Regions from separate parts of the Mus musculus genome. Here all the other regions are linked to region 2. Evidence: chromatin loops called from intact Hi-C (ENCODE). Cell type or tissue: left cerebral cortex. All regions are shown on one strand.

Evidence for each region. Hi-C counts contacts between places; a loop is a spot of excess contacts. Peaks named below come from ENCODE experiments on the same cell type or tissue, not always from the same donor. Only the 100,000 strongest peaks of a DNase experiment are listed, where the experiment ranks them.
Region 1: a loop joins it to region 2, with 3 times the contacts of the local background. A loop is called at or near these places in 24 of 42 quality-filtered maps.
Region 3: it touches region 2 in a loop (4-fold over the local background); 4 of 42 quality-filtered maps call a loop at or near these places.

The regions. Positions count from the first base shown.
Region 1 is chr6:113,309,162-113,317,161 of GRCm38, reverse strand. Brpf1 (bromodomain and PHD finger containing, 1) reads right to left here. Exons shown (of 13, transcript NM_030178.2): 2 at 6,754-7,359; 3 at 1,612-2,571; 4 at 472-634; 5 at 1-102. The coding sequence starts at 7,349. Among named protein-coding and RNA genes, the nearest start is that of Brpf1, 6.0 kb to the right of the region's middle. In left cerebral cortex, no CTCF peak of the experiment used is centred here; DNase peaks (open chromatin) are centred at 1,005 and 4,548.
Region 2 is chr6:113,042,758-113,050,757 of GRCm38, reverse strand. Thumpd3 (THUMP domain containing 3) reads right to left here and starts at 4,456. Exons shown (of 10, transcript NM_008188.3): 1 at 4,368-4,456; 2 at 3,054-3,343; 3 at 1,342-1,419. The coding sequence starts at 3,311. Gm43868 (predicted gene, 43868) reads left to right here and starts at 4,587. Exons shown (of 1, transcript NR_164179.1): 1 at 4,587-6,723. In left cerebral cortex, no CTCF peak of the experiment used is centred here; DNase peaks (open chromatin) are centred at 3,203, 3,675 and 4,520; H3K4me3 peaks cover 2,194 bases; H3K27ac peaks cover 1,309 bases.
Region 3 is chr6:113,376,988-113,384,987 of GRCm38, reverse strand. It overlaps Tada3 (transcriptional adaptor 3), which reads left to right and starts at 7,150. Exons shown (of 10, transcript NM_001372392.1): 1 at 7,150-7,672. Arpc4 (actin related protein 2/3 complex, subunit 4) reads right to left here and starts at 6,875. Exons shown (of 6, transcript NM_026552.3): 1 at 6,780-6,875; 2 at 4,144-4,262; 3 at 2,914-3,025; 4 at 811-906. The coding sequence starts at 6,782. In left cerebral cortex, CTCF peaks have their summits at 3,257 (motif pointing left), 4,364 and 7,440; DNase peaks (open chromatin) are centred at 5,505, 6,902, 7,128, 7,413 and 1 more place; H3K4me3 peaks cover 2,412 bases; H3K27ac peaks cover 1,732 bases.

The sequences.
Region 1 (8,000 bases), 270 kb before region 2:
GATCAGCTCCACCAGCAGCCGAGCTCGCTCCAGGTCATGCCGCAGTCTCTGCCAGGACTTGAGCTGTTCTTTGAGGGCCCAGTTTTTATCATCAGAATCTCTCTGTAGAGGTAAAAGGGGCATCAGAAAATGGTAAGAAAGCCAGAGGAGAGTCCAGAAGAGGAGTACCCAGGAAACCTAGGCCAAGGAGGAAACCCAGTAATTTACCAAAGCACCACTATTCACGTGTTGCCAGGGGCTAGAACCTAGAAAATGCTTGGTATGTTTGTTGAATTAATGAACCTACAGGAACAATGCCTTTCTACCAAGCTGATAATATACACATTTCATGTTGAGCCTGCAATGGGGTGGGGATGTTAATTTAACTTAGAAAAACTGTAAGCTCTTTGATGCTGGAGGATATTGCTACACATTTTAGTCCTTGCCCTTTTAGTACTAGTTTCCACAGCCCACAGGATTTGGACACGGTACCCCAACTTGTTCACAGTTCCTCTGAGACTGAAGGTGTGTTTGTAGGCGCCTGAGTAGTGGGACCCCATTCCGTGATTGTCGTTTCAGAGTCCAGTAGCTGTGCAGCCTCTGCATGAACTGGCTCTTCCTCTGGATGGTCAGGCGGTTGGTGATCTTACTGAGCCTGGGAACAAAATAAAACCCTGTTAGGTCCTGACTGCCAGGAAGAGCTCCTCAATTAGGATGAGTGGGGGCATTGATGCTCATCAAAAAGGTCTGGAAAATCAGGCATGGTAGCTCACACCGTGATCCCAGAAACCTAGAGGTGAGGGTAAAAGGATCCAGAAGCTCAAGGTCACATCTGACTATGGAGTTCAAGCCCAGCCTACAGGAGATTCTGTCGCAAAAAGGAATAGTTTGGAACTCTGGGTTTAAGGCATAATTAAAAGTGCCTTGAGTGGCACAACATAGCAGAGAGGAAACTGAGCTCAGCACTAAGGAGAACAGTTTCAGTCTGTCTTTAAGTCTGCTTAGTCACTGCAGCGTGGGCACGGCTAGCTAGACTCTCATCTCTCAGACTGTGCAGAAGACAAAGTTGTTGGCCTTTTTCCTAAGATCAAGTGAAGATAAAGTGCAAGTACAGCAGAAATCCATGGTGAAGTCAACTAGACAACACAAGGCAGCTAAAAACAACTGACACCACAGGCTGACTTGAGCAACACTCTACAGGGCACACATAGTCCACAGCTTGGGAAGATGGTCCTTAGGAACACAGCGGACACGGTAGCACTTCTGGTGCATAACCAAGCTGCATTGTTTTATTTTCTGTGCTGGGGACTGAACCTAGGTCCCTATGCATGCTAAAGCATACCGGACCATTGATTCTCCCTTGAAGGTCACTTTTCCTATGGCTGTTTCATCTTAACTGCACCATCAAAAAGGGTAGTTTTAAACACATACTCTGTCTGCCAGATAACCGTTCAGTATTTCTGGCCCCTAGTGCAAAAGTCAGATGTCTTACTTAAGATCACCTCCTTTAAATTTACTTACTTTTTAACTTCCATGCAGCTCCTGATAGGAGGGCAAGCAGGCCATTCTACTCAGGCCCCAGTTCTTCTGAGTGTTTCTCCCTCCCCTCCCTGCCCACTGTTGCCTGTGTACCTGTGTGGCGGGATGCAGGGCACGGACACCACAGGTGCTGCTGCCCTCTTCTCTGCCAAGATCTTCCGAGCTTTCTTCATCTTAATCCGAGACTTGGCCTTGGCCTTCTTGACCTTCTCTGAGCTCCAGCTTTTACCCTCATCTTCTTCTTCATCCTCTTCTTCCTCACCCTCACTGTGGGATAGGGCAGGCAGGCGACGAGCAGAACCTGGGGGTGTGTGGATGTCACAGTAGGCTGTCTTGCGGACGCTAAAGGAGGTACCATTGGCACCTGTCTCCCGCACAGGTTCCATCTTCATGTAAAGGCCAGCTTGTTGGGCACATGTCACATGGAAGGCTGTGTAGCAATTGGCCTTATGGCACTGGATGCAGGCTCCAGAGCCCCGCTGTTTACAAATGTAGCAGGTGAGCTTCCACCGAGCTGGTGGGATGTGCTCAATGCTGTCAATAGGTTCTAGGAAGACTGTGTTGGCAAAGCAAACCTCAGGGATCCACAAGGCACACACCACGTGGGCCCAGCGGCCATCATCTGTCTGCTTGAAGGCACCACCCTTATTGGGGCACAGAGCACAATCCACTGCACGAGAAGGTGACTGCAGGCAACGGCGGCACAGCCACTGGCCTTCAGGGATATAGGGGACACCGTAGCACTCCTGGTGCACAGCCAAGTTACACATGTCACAGAAGAGGATAACATTGCTGTTCTGGCACTCGCCATCATTGCAGATACAGCACACGGCATCTTCATCCACTAGTGCATTGGGGTCACCTTTATTGTGACTCTCAAAGTACGACTCCTTCTCCAAACGGTCCATTAAGTACTCAAAGATCTCTTGTGGGATGGGACTTACACCCTCAGTCTTCCGCCGCTCATTCATGATATCCAGCCAGATATAGTCCTCTTCATCCATGTCATACTCCACCTCCTCATCCAGCTCCTCTGCAGATTTCTCGATGTACCTGCAGTGCACACAGGCAGCTTGGCATCACATGGCTGATATTTTTCCTTCAGACAAAGCATTGTTCTTGCCTCCAAGCACTCGGCCTCTGCCCATGTATACATTTATCTCTCCAGCCTTACCTTAACCCCACATTTATAGTATTAGAATCATTCCTGTCTTGCAGAAAAGGAGACCTAAATGTGGGAGAAGTTAACTTCCTCAGAAAGTGCCCAAGAACCTGGTCATGAAAACAAACAGGCCCACATCTCTAGTACTCATGCTGTGGCTATCATATGATACGGTCTTCCCTGAAGTATAGAGGCTCAGCCAGACCCCTAAATGGGGCAATGCTGGAGCAGGGAGGTCTCCCTGTGAACGTATGGGGGGATTGTACTGTCAGAGGAAGGCAATTCCTTGGACATCACTGGCAAATGAATACAGGCCTTTAGCAAAGATGATAAGTACCAAAGACACATGGATGTTCTCTCAGAAGATGCTAGCAGTCTCTCAAATTCTATATATCCTGTTTGTTCTCTGAATAGCCTTGAAAGATAATAGCTACAACTGACTGAGCATTCATTATGGGCAAGGCACTAGGCCAAGGTACAGCTATTCTGGTAATAGCTAACAGATTAGTGTCCTTATCATCTTTATTATCATTTATTTATCCACAGTGACAGAAGACTGAGGGTGTGATTTTAGATGAATTGAAGCTTTGAGGAAAATGTTAACAACCTATCACAGATAGGTCATATCACCAGGGAGCGATAGAGTGTCACCCATTCGCTGCCCCTAGCCTTTTCCACATCCACTTTGGAATTCTTTGAGCCTGCAAGCTAGAGCAGAGGGCAGCTCTAGGTGGCTATGACACAGCAGGCATGCATACTGTCCTGTCTTAAGCCGACTAGACTCTGGCATTGTCTATTACATAGTACAAGACAAGAATAGGAGTTTGGCTTTGAAGAAATCTGGTTTTAAATTTTGTCTCTGCCACTCTGCCACCTTCAGAACAGCACTGCTCTGTCCTGTACCTTGTATTAACTGATAACACAAGGGCTATATTCAGTAAATGATAACTTTAAATAGCATTACAAGAGAAATGGCTCCAGCCAAGGAGCTGGAGTTATACTCACTTGGTAGAGTGCTTGCCTAGCATGCACAAAGTCCTGGCTCAATCCCCACAAAGCCCTGGTTCAATCCCTGGCACTCTATAATACCAGGTGTGATATCATACCTGTAAATCCTAGCACTCGAGAAGTAGAGACAGAAGAATCAAGAGTTCAAGGCTACTACCCTGTGAGTTGGAGGCCAGTCTAAGATACATGAGACCTTGTATTTAGGAGGATATGGGAGGCTAAGTCAAGTGACATACACCATGTTCTAGGAAAACATTAATTCTCTCTCTCTACATGGAAAATGGATCTCTGAGCAGGCCAGGTGCATAGAAACTCCGAGGCCATATTGCCTGGTCTCTGTATAACAGTAAATGACTTTAAGCTTTTAAGCTCCCTGGGCCCTGGTTCCTTATCTATAGAGAAATAATGCTAATATGCCTGCCATAGTTGTTGTGAGCATGAAATGAGTTAATAAAGGGAGACACTTAGAACAGTGCTTCACATGGAGCAAATATTCAATAAATGTCAATTTTATTAGCTTTGTAATAACCCTAACCCACCTTGTCTTGAATTATAGCTGTTGTTCCTAACTTGTTCTCTAACAGGCAGGGATCGTATCTGATTCACTGTACAGAAATAGGTCCTCAGCGTTGTTCAACTGAAAGGCATTTTGAGGGTGACAGGGAGAGTAAAATGTGCGTAGAGGGCAGCTTCTTCCTTAGTTCTTTCCTTGTCTTCTAGTGCAACTGTGCTCCCAGAATAAGGGTATGATCAGAGCTGGAGTGAACTAGCTGGACAGTTCTAGGGCTTATACTAGTTCTCTTAAACGTCAGGTCTTGCCTATTCCTCTGCCATGACACACCAACTGTCATTGATAGTACATAACACACTCCCACAAGCTCCCAGATTATAGACTCTGGCACAGATAGGTGGGCTGTATGTCATGTACAATTCTTGACACACCAGCTGACACACCACCCTCTCACTCCCCCTCAAGAAGTGGACTGGATTTGAGCATGAGAAAATTATTAGAGTGATGATGACCTCAGACCATCTCAGGTTTTTACAAAAGTAAATCATTTCAAAACATGGGGAATTTGCTAACTATAATAACATAGCTCCTAACTGACTGCAACAGGCTAAAAACTGCTCATCTGGAGAAAAGATCTGATCCCAGGAAGAAAGTGACTATGTGTAGAGAGAAAGAAAAGGAGCTATGCAAGTTGGGGTGGACTGCCTGTGAGAGCAGGTTATGCCAAGAGCCATTGGAGGAGAGGAAGTCCCAAAGAGGGGCCTGTGCTTGGGATAAAGAGAACATGGTAAATTCTAAGAGAAAAGAGAATAGTGAAAAACCAGAAAGGGGGACTGGATGTAAGGAGAAAAAATAAGGAATACTTGCTAAAACTTGGACAAAGGAGAGGAGATCTATATGTTATTAGAATGATGACCTCAGATCTCAGGTTTTTACAAAAGTAAATCATTCATTCACATATATATGTATATGAATATTGTATTTAGGGAGACATGGGACACTACATCAAATGACATATACCATGATCTAGCAAAACGTTAATTCCTCTCTCTCTACATGGAAAATGGATCTCTGAGCAGGCCAGGTGCATAGAAACTCCGAGGCCATATTGCCTGGTCTCTGTATAACAGTAAATGAGTTTAAGCTTTTAAGCTCCCTGGGCCCTGGTTCCTTATCTATAGAGAAGTAATATGCGCTCTCGCTCTCTCTCTCTCTCTCTCTCTCTCTCTCAGAGAGAGCGAGTCTTACTGTACCATCAAATGTAACATCTATAGAGAAGTAATATTCTCTCTCTCTCTGAGGGAGTCACAATAGTGACTGTATTGCTGACAGTCACTGTAACATCAAATGGACTGTGTATTTGGCAAAAGCCACTTTTCACATAAGAGCCTTTACAAATAAACACAGATGAACAAACTGTTCTTTTGGCTTTAGCTGCCGGGGGGGGGGGGGTGGGGGGGTGGGGGGGTGGGGGTTACAATTGGTATTGATAACATCCTGTGGCTGAGATTTCTACACACAGCCTTACCACCCTACATCTTTTTTTCTCATGTTAAAGGAATTTGCTTTATTATGTCTGTGGCTAGCAAAACAAGTTCAGTAAAGTAAAGATCCCTGCTAGTAAACCTAATGGCCTATCCTGGGACCTGGGATATGCATTGTAAAAGTGAGAACTTTTTTTTTTGTCCCACAGGTAGTTCTCTAGCCTCCACAGGTGCTGTAGTGCCATGTGCAGACAAACAAATAAATGTAAAAAAGATTTTTTTAACATTAGGAATGTTTGGAACTTCAAAAGGAGCCACTATGGTTAGCTCTTAGAATGAATGGAATATAAAGAGAAAATTACACACACACACACACACACAAATAAGTAAATCAATAAGCAAGCGAGCACTGGAGAGGTAAGAGGTAGTATGGCAACAATGAACTCCTGCTCACAAAGCTGTTAAAGGACAGGTGACAGTAACAAAACAGTGGGAGATTACATCAGATTTATCATTCATCTTTGAGGCCTTATGAAGCCAATGTCTTCTGCCCTAGGGAGGAGCACTGCACCTGCTCTGTGGATGAGGGCTTTAGAAGCAGGATGTTGGGTGCAGGAAACAGTGCAGTTTTGAAGCTTGCTGGACATGGGTCTCAACCTCAGTTCAGAGATTCCTACATGTGACTTTTGACAGGCCTGGCAAATGGGAACAAGGACTGCTTTGAGCGAGTTCTAAAAATAAAGATGTGGCTATAGCTAGATGTTCAACATTCAGGAGAAGACGTAGGTAGCTCTCTTGCCCACTCAAGGCCAACCTGGGAAAACTCAGACTGTCTCAAAAACAGAAATAAATCAAAACACATACACACAAAAAAACCCCAATTCTTAAAAAATGTTACAAAGGGAGCAGGAAGTGAGAGAACCCAGGACCTGGCATGTGCCAGTAGGGCTAAAGGACAGTTCACACTGCCTTGGCAGACTAGTGCTCCTTTACTGGCTGTCTCCTATCAGACTGTCATCTCGATTGGTTTTGATTGGTTTTCTAGAGGTAGGAGATGGTGGTGGTCTTACCGGTAGTAGGAAGTGGGCCGGGGTGGTGCGTCAGGGGTATCTTGCTCTAGCTCACGATACACCACCTCAGGCAATTTGGGAGCAGCACTGGCAGGAGCGCTGTGATGGTGGTGGTTAGAGTCTTTTCGTTTCTCCTTGTTCTTATGCTTGCCTGACTTAGGTGTAGCCGCAGGTGTCTCAGTGTTTTCCTTGTTGCTGCCATTCTCAGGGGCCTCCTCAGGGGCCTCCTCATCCTCTGACACCACATCCAAGTTGTCAAAGATGCTGATTCGGTGGACACGGCCATGAAGGTCCACTTCTACCATGCGCTGGGCCTGAGCATAGCTCATCACCTCTCGGCCTGGTGACTGTGAGACTTCAGAGGGGCTGGGTGACTGCTTGTTGGCTGGTCGTGACTGGCGCCCTTTCTTTTTGTGCTTGCGCAGTGGGGTCTGCTGTGGGGGTGGTGGGCTGTCGTGGTCATAGTGGTACAGGTGGTACTCGATACCACTGTAACTCTTGTAAACCTTGCGGCAAGTCTCCACAGGGCACTCATATGGTGGCTTAGTTGCCCGCAAATTGTGGCAGAAGGTCTTCACGTCAAAGTCCACCCCCATGCTGTCACATCTAGAATACACAGACCAATTAGCACAGGCCTGACAGTTTCCAGCTCCCACACCATACAGTAGATTCTCTTCAGCCTTCCTTTCCCAAGGATATCCTGGCCAGTCTCTCTTTAGAGCATCTCTAGGTGCCAGCTTCTTTACAAAGGTCCTAGTCTGGGCCCTTAAAACCTATTGCTGCCTATGTCTCAATTCCTTTGGCTTAGTCTCACATAAAGTGACAAGAGTGATCCTTCTACTAAGTAGCAATGATCATACCAATTACATTACTAAAAGCCTCCAGCTGCTCTCCAGCTTCTATTCAGACCATCTAATATAACATTCAAGAAATTCCTTTTGCTCTCTGTCCCTAGTCTTCCTTTCTAGATTCTTTTCAGTAGTTATGGTTTGGCAGGAGTGGCAGGGGTCAGCGCGGGAAGCCGGGGGAGCAGGGCCAGAGAGTGCAGGGCAGGAGCCGGGGCGGCCAGCTTCGCTTCCGAGAGTTCGGGTTTCCCCTTCTCGGCCCCGTCTCTCGTCGCCGGCCTCCCACACGGGGTTGGAGCCCTGGCGGGCGCCCCCGACAATAAGCCCAGACTGGAGGTGGGCTCACACTGCAGCATAAAATTCCCTACATGTTATAATCTCTCAAGGTTCAAAGGGCTCTCA
Region 2 (8,000 bases):
ACTAAGGAAGAAAAAAAATGAGTATGAAGGATTATAATACTAATGTTTCTAATGCTGAAGTTATTTTTATAGGCAATACAATTTTTAGCTATTTTCAATGGATATTCTTTTAGAGCTGTTTGAATTTTTAGTAAGCTATGGGTTCTGTTAGCCTTTTAGTTACTGTTAATTTTCTTTACTAGGATCTAATGAAGAAAGTGCTTTATCATTAAGCCCCTGATCCCAGATTAGTTTTACTGATTTGGGGATACTTTGGCTTTCCAAAATAATCTGGAAAATTAATAAAAAACAGAGAATTAGACAGCATACCACAGTTCTTTTAAGAAAGATTAGCTCTAAATTAGACATTAATATAATATTGACAGGAAAAGTTTTAAGCACTTGATTCTGGAAACTTGGCCAGAAAGAGATATAGGGAAAAAACCCTAAAGTGTTACTGAGGTCTGTTTGCAACCTTCAGATTAAACAGCAGCTGAATATTTAGGACTCAGATGATAAGTACAGGCTGGAGACAAAGCTGTTGTCCTAACAACTGAAGGGGTATTAAATGTTGCTTTGGCTTCATTTCAAAACATGAAGCTAAAACAGGACAAAAGCAAACTGGGGAGGGAATGCTATTTGTGTTCTCTGTCTTTTGTTCACATGTTGGAAGCAATTCTAGTTGCAAACCATCTGTACTATCTGTCGAGCTAATCTAAGACTTTTTCCCTATAACTTAGGGTTTTTCTTTAACAAGTGACTTTTAAAAGCAGCTTCTGGGATGGTGTCTTAGTCAGGGTTTCCTACACAAACATCATGACCAAGAAGCAAGTTGGGGAGGAAAGGGTTTATTCAGCTTACTCTTCCACATTGCTGCTCATCACCAAAGGAAGTCAGGACTGGAACTCAAACAGGTCAGGAAGCAGGAGCTGATACAGAGGCCAGGAAGGAATGTTCTTTACTGGCTTGCTTCCCCTGGCTTGCTCAGCCTGCTCTCTTATAGAAACAAGAATACCAGCCCAGAGATGGTCCCACCCACAAGGGGCCTTTCCCCCTTGATCACTAATTGAGAAAATGCCTCACAGTTGTATCTCATGGAGGCATTTCCTCAACTGAAGCTCCTTTCTCTGTGATAACTCCAGCTGTGTCAAGTTGACACAAAACTAGCCAGTACAGATGGGCTCTAAAGAGATTTCTGGATTTTCGTGAAAAGGCTTACTGTAATCACATGCTTGGTTTTTGTTATATTCTCAACACTGTAAAGAAATAAACCAATAGCAAGGCTAAGTGACAGTGTGACAAGCAGGTAGTACACTGCAGAGAACAAGCTCTCTGGGAAAGACCATGCTTGGAATAGCTCACCTTCGTATCTTTGAACTGGTAATCTTTAAACTCCTGAACAACCACAAACAAGTTATCAACTGATCTCAGACAATGAACCTAGGGGAGAGAAACAAACGTTAGAAACAAATTTCTGAACATACTTGTAAATAACAGAAGCTATCTACAGTTAAATATTTAAAAGAAAAGAAGTACAAAATTGGTTCATTTTTATCTTTTTGAGATACGGTCTTGCTATGTTGCTCTGGGTTGCCTCCAACTCACAATTCCCCTGACTCAGTGTCCCCAGTACTGACATTCCAGGAGAAAGCTACCATGTCTAACTAAGTAAAATAGGTTTAAAGTAGCACCTCCTGCCTGTATTTTATAGTTAACATTTTTCCCATCCCATGTAGTCCATTTCTTTGGTTACCCATCAGTTCCTGCTTTTCCCAGGAGAAGGGCCACTGTGATAATGTCATACAGGCAACAACATTGGTTTAAAGAGGGGAGAAATATAAAGACAAAATTTTCCCATCCCGAGTGTTCCATCTCTTTGGTTACCCATCAATTTCCACTCTTCCCCATAGAAAGGGTCACTGAGACCAAAGTATATAGTCCGAAATGTCATATAGGCAGTAACTCTGGTCTGGGAAAGGGAAGGAGGGTAACACAGTGAGGCTTTATCCTTGTTCTTCTCTCATGTCTTTTGGCTGCATATGGCAGGGGCAAAGAGCATGGATCTACCAGCAAATGCCTACACTCCCAGCTCTTGGGAGGGGCAGCACGCTCAGCTATATAGTGAAATTTAGGCTAACTTGGCTACATCAGACTCTTGTCTCAACCTCCTATCTCTCCCCTCCAAAAAAGAAACCACATACAGTTTAAGCTCTAGTTCGGTGATAGCTGAATTACTGCAGACAAACTACTTTTCTTCTTAAACCTAATGACTGATGACAATAGTGCCCAATCTTCAAAAAACTACTGAAGGCATCAAGAAAATGCTTGCTTACTTACAAAAACCACAAGTATTTTGTGAGTGTCTATTGCATGTTATATGCTTCCAGCTTGGGATACACTAGCAAGACAACAGTTAACAAGCCATACCCTATGCTACTTGTATAGTAAAGAAATCTGGTAGCTTTTGTTTCAACGCAATGGCAGTTTGCTAACCTCTGCTTCTCACCTGTAATCATGTACTTTTGATCAAGAATGTCTTTGAAGGGGCTGTAGAAATGGCTCAGTGGTTAGGGGCACTGACTATTCTTTCAGAAAGACCCAGGTTCAGTTTAGACTCTAGTTCCAGGGGCTCTGATTCCCTCACACAGACATATATGCAGGCAAATGCCAATGCACATAAAATAATAAAAATCTTTTAAAAACAATGTCTTTGACAAGGATGAAAAGGAAACCTCAGCTTTTGTGTGTACCCAAACTTTTGCTAAAGTAAATTTACGTGTCATAGACATTGGTAGGTATTTCATTTCGGTGAATAAATCATCAGGAAATGCTACGATCACTTCTAAACCATATTAAACTAACGCTAAAATGTACTAAACTGAATATACATTACAAAGACATTATAAACAGCAACATAGTAAACTAGTCAATTTCATAAATTAGTACACAACAGAAAATGCAGCTACTTTAAGCAGAACAGAGTAAAGGATTCCCAAGGGGGGGAGGGGTGTCTATAAACCAGAAAAATAATCATAAAATAACCAAGACTAATTTAAATACTGTTTTGTTCAAACCTGAGCCAGACTTTCCACTGCAATATCAAAATAGATCTTTCCGCGGTCTTTGCTGATTCTGCAGGCCGACTTCAGTTTCTCTCTCACTTCCCCCGCAGCCGTTTGTTCAAAGCCAGTGGGTACAGTGGCTCCAATAGTGACTTGGAGATGCTCCGACTCACTTCTGACGCCGCTTTCTACCAGCGACACAGGCTCTTTGTTGCCATCAAGGTTCATACCCAGGCACTCTCTGGTAGCTTCTTGAGTGTCACAAGACATGATGGAGATGTTTCTAAAAGGACCAACAGTCTCTAGAGGCAATACAGGGAAGAAAAAGGGAAACAATGCCATCTCTTTTTGTATTTCAATGTACCTATCGAGTTAAAACTGTAGTATAAATAAGGGCACGGATTACAGGCAGTGAAACGTGACTAAACAAGCAATATGCAGGCTCATCAGGAGAAAAGACAAGAGTGTTTCCACTGCATGCAGTGCTTGGCTTAGGCTCATCTGTGTTGGTAAGCACCATCTTACATTTGCTAACATGAATAGAGAAGCTCCTCTGTTGCTCTTTCAGCTTAGCACTTCAGGATGTGAGGCTGTAGTGGTTCAGAGTTAAAAATTCTTGCTTCCCACACTCGCGGGTCCAGGAAGCAAGTTACTCCTGCCTAGTTTCGAACTGGAAACTAAATATATCTCTCTTTCCCAAAGACAGAAGATTTTAACGAGAACAACACAATTCTGGACTAATGATCAAAACTTTTAATGTATGGGTGAGGTATCTACTTTCCGCCATGTAGACAAGTGGGCAGTGAATTTATTAAAGATTAACTCAACTTCCACTATCTAAACAATTACAAATATCTGAAAGCCTACTATGTGGTGACGCCGAGATCCAATGACGCGCATGCTGGGGACACCTTGGAAATGTCTGAAGCTAGTAATACAGACGTCCTGTGGGAGTGTTTGTGGAGGTTGAAGGGGCTGGAGTGGTGTTACCGTGATGGAGGGCCCACACCTCCCACCAGCTTTTCAAAAGCGCCGTGGCTTAAGCTAACATCTTCCTTGTCCCTAATGCTGTGCCAACCAAGAACAGGCCACAGAGGTGAACGCGGTTCCACCGTGTCACCGTTCGCCACTGTGAACACAACTCCTACGGACAGTGTGGAGAGCAGAAGGGCTGTTCGGACCGAAGGGCAGTGGCTCTCTCACTCCCACCCTCTGCGAAGCCCAGCGAGAGTCCAGACGCTCAGCCCCAGCACCGACCTATACGAAGCCACCGCCGTCTTCCCCTGCGTCCCACCCACCCGGCCACTCCCAGCCGCGGCCAGTTACCGGCAGCAAGCACAGACCCTTCCGGTCTCCGCACCGCGAGCACGCCGCCGGAAGCCGAGGTGCCAGCCCGGAAACGGAAGTCAGGCCTCGGAGGGCACGGTGCTCCCACGCTCCGGGGTAGGCGGGGGAGTGTGCGCGGAGAGCTGTGCGCAGTTGGGTGCACTCTGACCCGGAAGAGGAAGAACGGCCGGTAGGCCGGTCACCTGCCCGGAGGGAACCACTGCGGAGGGCGCTCTCCTAGCGAGCGGATGCTCGGTTGTTCTACTTCCTCTGCCCTCAGTGTCGAGCACTGGGGTGAGACTGGGACTTGATTCCAGTCTTAAAGCCAGAGAAACCGAGGCTAAAGAGATTCTTCTCCCCCATTCCCGTCTTGCACAACACTCTTTACTTGGAATTTCTTTTTGAGATTGGAGTCTCACTATGTAGCCCTGACTGGCCTGCTCGTTTTGTCGATCGTTCTGTCCTGGAAATCACAGATATCCGCTGTCTCTGCCTCCGGGATGCTAGGACTACAGGTGTGCGCCACCATACCCGGCTTGGATTCTGCAGGGACCGGCAAGCTGTGCTGTAACTAGAGTATAGCCCCTAGCCTAGCCTGCGGTTTTCAGATCATGTTTCTCTATATATGCCAAAGGTTACATTTCCTATATTTTAGTTACATGTATTTCCTGTGTGTGTGGAGGGAGCTTGTGTGCCACACCTGAGGTCAGAGGACAACTTGGCAGAAGTTGCTTCTCTTCCACCACGTGGGTTCCAGTGATCCAGCTCAGCTAATCAGGATGGGTAGCAAGAGCCTTTACCCTCTAAGACGTCTCACCAGCCCCAAATGTAACATTTTAAAAGAGGAAACTTAGAACTCAACAGAAAGAGACAGCCGGATTTTGGGGGGGGGGGGGGAGCGATGGTGGAGAGATGGCTCAGTGATTAAGGCTTGCTTTTCCAGAGAATTCAAATTTGGTACCCAGCACCCACCCACCTCTGGCCGCTCTCAATACCTGTAACTTCAGGGGCTCTGACAGCCAAGTCTGGCTCCAAGGGCATTATGACACTGCATTGCAATCTCTCTCTCTGCCTCTCCCCTCATCCTCACCAATAAATAAATAAATAAATAATAAAAATTGTTTAAAGTTTCAGTGGTGGCAGCAGCAGCTGAGGCATGGAGCCACACTGTCCTTGTCAGCACGGACAATGAGAAAGGTAAAAACCGGATCCTTGCCTTGGATGCATCAAAGAGTTTAGGAGCAGCCAGTATCGTAGAAAGCGGCGTTGTAGTTTAGTAAAAAATAAAAAAGGGGTCTGACAAACGGCCCAGCATGTAAAAGGTGTCTGCCATCAAGCCTGGCCATCTGCATTCTATCCCCAGGACCCACACTGTGGAAGGAGAGAACAAACTCCATGGGTTGCCCCCTGACTTCCACAAGTGTACCGTGAGATCCTCACCTCCATAAATAAATGTTTGGGAGGTGGGGCAGATGGTGGGGCTTACCATCTTTAATCCCCGCACTTGGGAGGCAAGGGCAGTTGAGTCTCTGAGTTTGAGGCCAGCCTGGTCTACAGAATGAGTTCCAGGACAGCCAAGGCTGTCTTAAACAAAAAACAAAAAAACAAAACAAAAAAAGCACCTGAAAGTGTAGCCCTCTCAAAACAGCAAACTTTATTAAAGACAGTGTTAGCATAGATTTTAAGCCTAGAAATTCAGAATAACAACTCTTAGTGGCTCTGAAATTACATCTCAAATGGAAAAGAAAGCTTTATTCCTTCTTTATTTTTCATAAATGAGATTATAGGATGTTTCAGAAGTACCTTGGATGGGATTACACTCTAATAAAACCGGAAGCCACTAGGGTTGTACAAAGGGGTTAGGACATGCCCTTTACTAAATGGAGTTTCTGATGAGAGTTCTAGAAAATTATAGGTTCTGAGATGAGAAAGGAGAAAGGCCTCAAGCAGTTGCTAAGTGTTTTGGAATCTGTGATTCTCAGCTGTTGAGAGAGCGGCTCCTTTTGCTTCTCAGGTCCTTGTAATTTCTCCTTTCTATCCTGCTTTACAAAGGACTTGCATCAGAGCTTTTGGAAAAGGTACATGAAAGACCAATATAAGTACATGAAGTACATGGTCACTATCACCAATCATTAGGGAAATGTACACTAACACTAACTTTATGATAACTATTCAAATGGCAAGTTTGAAAAGCAAAAATCATCTCTTATAGGAAGGATGTGGAGCAATGAAATCTTGCTGCTGTCGATGCAAAATGTGACAGCCACGTTAGAATTCAGTTTAGCTTTTCTGAAAGAGGCGTAACATAGATCCACCATATTACCTATTCTACCAGCAAGCATATTATACTCAGAAGAGAAAACATTCAAACAAGTTGTTCACAAACACTGCATATAGCCTCCAACTAGAAACAACCTGAAATCCATGTGGTATTTGCACAACAGGTTAATATTTAGTCTTTAAAAAGTTCTGTTGAAACTTTTATTTTGTGGTGCCTGATTGCAAACCCAGTGTTTTACATGTGCTAGGTAAGAACTCTACCATAAGCTACCTCATAAAAAGTACTGAAGTACAGGTACATGCTACAACACGGTCAAACTTGGATGCCATGTTAACTGAAAGAAGCCAGATGCAAAAGACCACATATAGGCTGGGGATATAGCTCAGTGATAGTGCCCTTTTAATCTTACCATGTGAGAGGCCATAGGTCCAGTCCCCAATGACGGGGGGGGGGGGGGGGGGAGGGAGGGAGAGAACACAAACACACAGAAAACCACAGGTTACAATTCCATCTATATTCAGTGTCTAGGAAAGGTCAATATATAGAGTCAGAAAACAGGATTGCTTAGGGTTAGAAGGAATTGGGGTGATGGGTAATGTTTCAGAAGATGTGAAAGTTCTGTAGTTAGGTAGTGATGATAAGTTACACACCACTGTAAATGTACTAAGAGACACTGAATTATACACTTTAATAAGACTGCAAGTTTTATGTGAATTTTATCTTGGTGGAGGAAGCTTTGGATCTTATGGGAGATTCATTTACAGCTTCTTCTGCAAAATCATCCTTCCCTCCTAGAATTGTTGGGAGGCAGTAGCTGGTGAAGTGGCTCAGCATGTGGGGGTCGTAGCCACCAAGCCTGATGATCTGGGCTTGTATGGCATGGGGAGAGAACCAACTTCCACAGGTGGTCCTCTGATCTCCAGTGCTGATGGAGCTATGACATGTGTGGGCATGTGTACACACACAAAATAGTGAAAAAATCAATGTAAATAAGATTATTCAATTATCAAATATTAGTCTATGTAAAAGGCTTTTATGTTTATTTTTTCTAAAAATGTATTCATTTGCTTATTCATTTTTATCTTAGGATTATAAAAGGCTTTCAATAGGTTGTGAAGCTAGAGCTCCTCACTCCCTAATTGTGGAGATAAGTGGCCAGGTCATAGAGACAACTCAGCACTAACAGAGATCTTTGTAACATACTGAAGGATTAAAATACTGAAGAGATATTCTCTGGATATCATTTAGTGCCATCTCATGTGTATCAAATGTGTGTCTTTATACTGTCTAATAAGGTTCCACCAGTTGTATGTTGGGCCTGTCAATTTAGCAACAATATATTGACCATTTAT
Region 3 (8,000 bases), 330 kb before region 2:
AAGGGAGCATAAATCTTAAAGACCCCAATTCAACAGTGAAAACCACAGGAGAGCTGACCTGGGGAAGGGTGGGACTGGGAGTTTGCTTCAGGAGGAGGTGTGAGGAAGAGTGAGCCCCGAGGCTAGAGTGAGGACAGAGAGCAGGGTGCAGAGCACCTAAGGCAACACACTGGGTGTGCTGTGTGATGGTCTCTGTTGCTCTAACATGGTGGCTGCCAGGTCACCAGGGAGACTTGGCAGGAAGCTTATGTAGCTGTCACTGCCTTTACTTACAAAGGCAGACAACAAGCAAGTCACTGTTCACTGTGGCACTGAGCGGCTGGACTTCAGTTGGTAGGAAAGCTTTTGTCTTGCTTTTTTGGTTGTCTCCCCCCACCCCCCACACCACCCCATGTCAATGTGCCCAGAATGGCCTCTAACTCCCGAGTCTTCTGCCTTAGCCCCCTCCACAGTGAGAGTGCAAGCATGCCCACCACACCACGTCAGGAAGGATTCTGCAATCACTGTTTTGTCTGTGACTGGGCCCAAGGTTCGAGGAGGAGGAGGGCGCTGTAGACCCACCTTCTGGGCTTCTCCTGGGAGACATCCCTGCTATCCGGTCCAGGCTGACTCAGCCCAGGCAGCGAAACCCTAAGCTGGAGAAGCAGCAGCCCACGGGCTGCAATCCTACAGACCCAGGGTGTAGCACAGTAACTTGCCCGGCAGTGCGAGGCCTGGGGATCCACCCCCAATACTACAAAAATCAAACACGCTGGGTCCACCCACAAACAGAACCCTGGGAATTACAAAGAACCAGAGCACAGGTCTCACCTCCACAGGTTTCCTTCGAAGGATAAAGAAGTTCTCTGCTCGCATCATCATGAAGCGCATGAATTTATGGCATAAAATCTTCTCAATTTCATCGGCCTGGCGACAGCAAAGAGAAGACAGTTCTGAAAGTCAGCGTGAGCGTCCAAACCACCCGAGCCTGGGTTTGCTGGCGCCATTGCCTCCCCAAGTTAGCAGTAGCTGCGGAAAGGTTCCATAGGAACAAAGGCTGCTGATCTTTGAATTACAACATCTGCTGCTGTCGAAAGGAAGACCTCCCCACTCTACCTTAGCCAGTATTACTGAGCTCTTACACGGCCTTTCATCAGCTCCAATGGAGTCCACACCTGTTTTCCACGTTTCCTGAACACCCTCAGGTCACTAGTGGCCTTTCTTAGCACTGGTGGCACACAGGATCAAGAGTGTCTGCTTCAACATTACTAAAATCCAACAACCCCAAAAATCAACTCTTCCAATTACGTCTGAGTCTGGGTTCAGACCCCGCAGAGGCCGCCCTGCTTGGCCGCCCTGCTTACTCTGCCTTCCTTTTTTAACCCTGAGCTCTCTTAGGCAAGAAGTCACTAACTTGAGTTTTGTAACATTGTTTTGTTTTGCCTACAATTTTGAGAGTTGTCAGCAGGGAAGGGGAAAATGATACTCTTTTCCCATTTAGGATACATAGTTTCTTTCCAAAGTGGAAAAAGGATATAGCTCTTAATTTAAAACAAACTTTAAATAACCATTCAAGCGCTACAGAGACAAAAAGGCCCTGGACCTATGTGGTAGACCTGTGGGGAACACTGCTTGAGGAAACTCGGAGAAATGGAAATTCTTTTTCTTTTTTCCTTCTTTCTTTCCTTCTTTCCTTCCTTCCTTCCTTCCTTTCTTTGTTATTTGGGGTTTTTTTGTTTTGTTTCTTGTTTTTTTGTGGCAGGGTTTCTCTGTGTAGCCCTGGCTCTCCTGGAACTCACTCTATAGACCAGGCTGGCCTCAAACTCAGAGATCTGCCTGCCTCTGCCTCCCAAGTGCTAGAAAATGGAAATTCTATCGTATACATATATGAGTTAGAACTGAACAGAAAGCTCAGAATGAAACTCAAATATTTATAGTCACCTGATTTCCAACAAAAGCACCAACGCCACACAATGGCAACAATTTCTCCAACAAATTGTTCTGACAACGGAGTGTTCCAATGTGAAAGAATGACGATAGACCCTAAGCTTACACCACATAGAAAAACTAACTCAAGATGGACAGAAGACCTATAAGTAGGTCCTCCAACTAGAAAACTTCTAGAAAAAATACACAAAGCATGCTGGGCGTGGTGGTGCATGCCTTTAATCCCAGCACGTGGGAGGCAGAGGCAGGCGGATTTCTGATTTCAAGACCAGCCTGGTCTACAGAGTGAGTTCCAGGACAGCCAGGGCTACACAGAGAAACCCTGTCTCGAAAAAAAAAAAAAAAAAGAAAGAAAAAGAAAATACACAAAGCAAATGCAGTGACATTTGTCTGGGCAATTATTATTAGGCAGATCTTTAAGTCTGACAGTTGTTGGCATTTTCTTTCCTGACTCTGGGTGTATCATCCCACACACTGCTGGCTTACACAGCTGTTTCTGAAAGAAAAGCTAGAATTGGATAGTCTGGTTTCTTTCTTTTTTCTTTTCTTTTCTCTTTTTTTTTTTTTTTTTTTTTTTTTTTGAGAATTCTGTATATGCATGTGTTGTGTGGCAATTTCAGAAACTGACTATCAAACCAGTGCTGGAACTGCCCTAAGAGCACACAGCCATCACCTGTTAGAAACCTTCTCTGCTCCAACACCTAACTGACCCCCATGGCCTTGCCAGGCCTATGATAAGGGCTGTTGGCATTATTTTCTACTGACCAACTTTTTGTTTTGTTTTTTAGGTAGGGACTCACCAAGTAGCCCAGGCTGGTCTTGGGCTGTCCCTCCTCAGTCTCAGCCTTCCAAGGGCTAGGATTATAGGTATGTGCCACCTTGCTTGGCTCTGTTTGCTAGTGCCCATAATCCCAAGGGAATTCCTGGAAGCAGGCTCTGAATCTAGCTCTCTGACCATTCATTCCAATGGGATCCCTGGTGACTCACCTGCTTCACAGCAATGCTGACCCGGACAGAGTTGATGGAGCCTTCAATAAGAACCTTTTCCTTCTCATTCCTGCTGATGGTGACAGGCTGTAATAGCAGTTCTTTGCTACTCCTAAAACCACAGAGGCAGAGAATCAAGCTGGTGCCATTGACTCTGTGTAGTTCTAAAGGTACCTGTGCTCTATGAACTGTCACTGTTGGAGAATGCCCAGCGGGGCTGGAGAGATGGCTCAGCGGTTAGAGCACGGACTGCTCTGTCAAAGGTCCTGAGTTCAAATCCCAGCAACCACATGGTGACTCACAACCATCTGTAATGAGATCTGCCGCCCTCTTCTGGTGCATCTGAAGATAGCTACAGTGTACTTACATATAATAATAAATCTTTAAAAATAAATAAAATGTCCAGTGAAAACCATGTATATCAAGTAATAGCACGCAGCATACCATGTCTCTCAAATGGCAGCAGTCCATCCTAACGCTACAATAGTTTGAGTCATATAAATTACATTGGAGTTGGAGATACGGTTCAGTTGTAAAGTGTGTGCCTAGCCTGTCCCAAGGACCTGGGTTTACTACCTTTATCATCTAATGTGGGGGCGTGGCTTATCACAACTATGTACACCGCAGATTTACCCCCGCTGCAGCTTTTGGTTTCTTGAGAGAGGATCCACTGTGTAGCTGAGGCTAGCCCTGTCCCTGTGATTCTATTGCCTCAGCCTCCCATGTGCTGGGATTAGCAGTGTTCTATCATCTCCTTGCCAGGTGAAATTTCAAAGAGGAAGAATACTTATTTATGAAATAAAAACCAGTCAAGAGAAGACTGCTTTCAAAATATGGAGTGTAAAAAGGTCTAAGTTGTCAGACATATTAAAGATCAAAAGTAAAAAAAAGTCTCGATCCTTACATTAATAAAGTTTAGCGGCATCATCTCTGGGATCTAAATCCTGTGACCTTCTGGGGCTGCCGGTGGCTGTCACGCTTTTGGAGACACGTCCCCAGAGCTCTGCTCTAAAGGTCACACTCTGGGGTAGGTCTCCCATAGGTTCTGAATGGGAGCCCTATGACCCTGCTTTGGAATTAACCAAATCAGGAGGAACTATTCATCTGGCAACAAGACCAATGTCACTCAAGGTAGCCTGACAGTGCAAAAGCATAGATCCCTGGCCCCCTTGGGCAGGGCTTATTCTTGGGGGATGTTCTTCTCGGCCCCACTCTGACCTCGTTCCCTACCTGACTTCGACCTCTGGCTTGTTGTGTCGTTCCACGACCTGGGAGGAGAAGTTCTCCAGGCAGAGAGCAGCCTGCAGCGTGGCCCGCACGGCACTAAGGTAGGGGCGGAGAGTGGCAGTCTGCAGGAATAAACCCAAGACACAGGAAGGGTCAGAGTCTGCCTCAGCCAAGCAAAGCCAGTCCCTCACTGCAGCTCCTACACAACAGGCAGTACCGAAGGCTTCCTGCAGGGCTGTCACACAGAACAGACTACAGCCAGTCTTCAAGATGCAGTCCACTCAAAATCTCGAGTGGTTCCCAGCAGCAGATAATCCAGCTTGGCATCTCACAAAGTTTGAAGAAATAGTTGACTGTCATAGCCTGGGGACAGGGATACTACAGATATAAGTGCACACAGGCAAGACATGCTGCAATATCCTGGCATGCACAACAGAATTACACAGCATCACCAGTGCCAGAGCTAGGTAAGGCTGATGATCTAGAAGGAGCCATATCCCTATCTGCTGACTGCACTGACAAGTGTATCAATCCATGTCCTGAACTTGCTGGGAATTCAGAAGTGATCTCTCTTCTACCCTCAAACAGCTCAACTGGGCGAGAATCACAAGGGCTAACAGAGGGCAACATATAAAACTAGCTAGTCTTAAAAATAATCTAGACTGTCTAAAGAAACTGGTTTTGACCAGATACAGGATCAGGACGGTTCTACAATGAGAAAAAGTAAAAGCTGTCCATTCTCAGTGGACAAGGTCAGCTACAATGACCAGCTACATTATCTCGGGCAAGGCTTCTCTCCCCCCAGGGCTTATCACATGCTGGAGCATCCATCACCTGCAGCCCTTCCTCCCCGCAGCTTAGCTCAGCCTCTCAGAGCTCAGCTCAGTGGAGAAGGCCCCTTCCTTCCTCAAAGTGGCCTTTTTGACTTCCCCCTCAATGCATTTCTTACAGTTTATGGTATGTTCACTTTACATAAAATTCACAACAGAACGTTAGGAATAAATTTTTCCTTCACCAGTTTGTAATTCTCGTGGTCTACAGACATCAACTTCTATTCAGTTGTCAGGTTGTATCTAGCCCAGCACCTCCTATACATCAGGTCAAACCAATTTTCTGGAGAGTAAATGAACAAATGAACTAACTTAAGCAGGGCTAGATTTACACAAGAGCATTAAGACTTTCCAAACTGGTAACGAGTGCAAGGTTTCTGTATGTGAAAACTGCTTTAAATTGCACAGATCAGGCTGCAATGGCAGGCTGGGATAAAACCCTAGACAGTCTAGAATGCTTTCCACTGAGTTTTTCTCTCAATGTAGCAGGAAGCATTGGGACTTTCTGAGAAGGAAGTTACAGGGCTACCGCTGCACAGAGGCTCTCTGGAGGACGGGATGGAGAAGGAAGTGAGACTTGTGGCAGAGAAGAGGCACAGGCTGCGTGGGGCAGCGGAGACAAGCACAGGATCACGGACAGACAAACATCAGACAGAGGGGATAAAGGCTAAAAAACAGCTGTCATGTAGTTCAGCAGTGGGTTCTAGCTCCATACCACAGCATTCTCTTATGTCAACCAAGAAGAGGCAAAACCGGAAAGGCAAAATTAGTTGTGTGCGGTGACAAGTACCGTTGGGAAAGTGATAGAATATTCTTTTCTCTACCTCGATTGTGGCTACCTGATTATTTTGTCAAGGTTCATTGAAAGAAAACTAAATTTTAGATGACCAGCCCTGTGATAGTTACCCTTTAGTGGCTTGAAGAAATTGTACAATAAACTTGAATGCTTAAAAACGCAAAGTCAAAACTCAGTCAGCAGGAAATGGCTTTCACGCTAAGGAATGAAACCAGTTAGGACTAACACTGGAGCAAGCTTTAAAAAGTGACTTTTGAAAAAGAGGGTCTAATTTCAAAGTCTCTTCCCTGAGAGCATTCCCGGGCGTGCAACAAGCAGTCCAGCCTTTAGAACTCAGGTCGTCAAGGGCTGACCAGAGAAAGTAGTGGGAAGCCTGGGACCTTTCGGAGAACAACTGCACGGAGCACCCACAGATCCCAAACCCGAGCATGAAAGAGGAGGACCAGCGGCCATCAACATTTACACACGTTAAGGTCAACACGGTTCTGCACATCTAGGAAGGAGTCTGAATGCAGGCAAGCAACACAGAACCTTCATTGGGAGCTGGAAGGCAAGGCTTCCAGGAAGCGCCAAGAAGTAAGAAGATGAAGTGGACACTTGCCTCGAGGTCCCGTGAGACCGCGAAGGCAGGCAGGGACAGGGGGTTGTACTTAGCCAACCTCTACCGTGGACGGAGAGGAGGCCCCGCAGAGCGGTCCTACCTCAGCTGCAAGCCACCACCACGGGCTTCGCAGCCCGGTCTCCTGCCCCCTCCGAACATCGGGGAGAGGTCATTCTAGCCCGGGATTCCCAACCTGGAAGCTTCCGGGCCTGCTCTTGCTCAGAGAGCCTCCTGGCTCGCCCCTTCCTCCTCGCCTCGGCCCTCGCCCCACCCTTTGCCTCTCCATCCTCCCCGTGCCTCCTCATCCCGGGGCAACCTCGGGCCGCAAGCCCTAGCGGCAAGCAGCATCTCCCCCAGACCCACAGCCTCTACAGGCAAAACACAGGGAGGACCCCAACCCCTGGTCTCTCACCATCGCGGGCGCTGTCTGGGCCGGAAAGCGGAAGTGCGGAAGTGCCCGGACCCGCGACGCCTGCCCTTTCGAGAGAGGCGCAGCCGCAGTCTCCGACAGCACTTCCGGGCTGGACCATCTCGGGTAGGACCGGGGAGGGAGAGCCGAGAGATATTCAGATCTCCGGGGCGATTTCACACTGGGACCTCTGGGACTTGTAGAAGACCTGCTATGAGACAGTAGCGGTCGAGTCCCCTTGGATCGCTACACATATTCCGCCAGCGCCTTTAGTGCTTGTCGCTTTGGTTGTAGCCTCCCCCCGTGTGACAATAGTACAGCCCGACCTCAGGTTGGGCACCAAATTAGGACAGGCCGAACCGGAGAAACGTTTCTTCCGGTGGTGCTCCCCTATCCTCTCCGGGCTCCTCCCATTTGCAACCGTAGGGTTCGGCCGGGTAGCCAGTCCCTTGAGATTTGGGCTCTGGGCCCCACCCCAGCCCCGGGCTGCTTCCTAGCCCGGGACTCCTCAGGCCTAGCATTCCACCTCCCGGAGATTCGTAGGTGGCCTTAGACCCCCACCCCCACCCCGGCCCTACAGGCCACCTTGGGCTGGCCGTCCCCGCCCTCGCGTCAACTGCAGGGGGCCCGCCCATAGCCAGTTCCGGAGCAGTTGCTCCGATCGCCCTGAACTCCCCGCCCCCTCCTGCGGCCCAGGGCCTGTAGGAGGCCGCAGAGAGGAGGTAGGAGAGGCGGGGGTTGTGTTAGGGGCTCCCTAGAGGACGAGGACCCTGGAGGCGGGATCTTGGGGCGACACACAGGTGGAGCCAGCCATTAAGCAGTCCCACTTCTGTGCCAGGCACTGAACTGGGCACTTGACGAGCATCACCTCTTAATCCTCAGAACATTCCAGGGAGGTAGGTAATTCTCGATGCCCCCATTTTACAGATTTATACTTCTTAATGGGGAAATAGACTGAGGCATCATCTTTTGTCCTGGAAAAAAGAAAAACAAACAAACAAACAAACAAAAACCGGAGATTCAGGTTAAATAACATGTTTAGAAACGCACATAAGAAAATGGGCTGGAACTTAGTTCTGTTCACCTGACCAGCCTGTGTTCCAAACTAGCCAGGGACACAGAGAAGGTGCAGAGGTGGAATGGAGTGAGACAAGAGGAGGCAGGGAGAACCCTGTCAAATAGAATGCTAGAAACGACCCAACGTAGGGAAACAGAGGACATAGG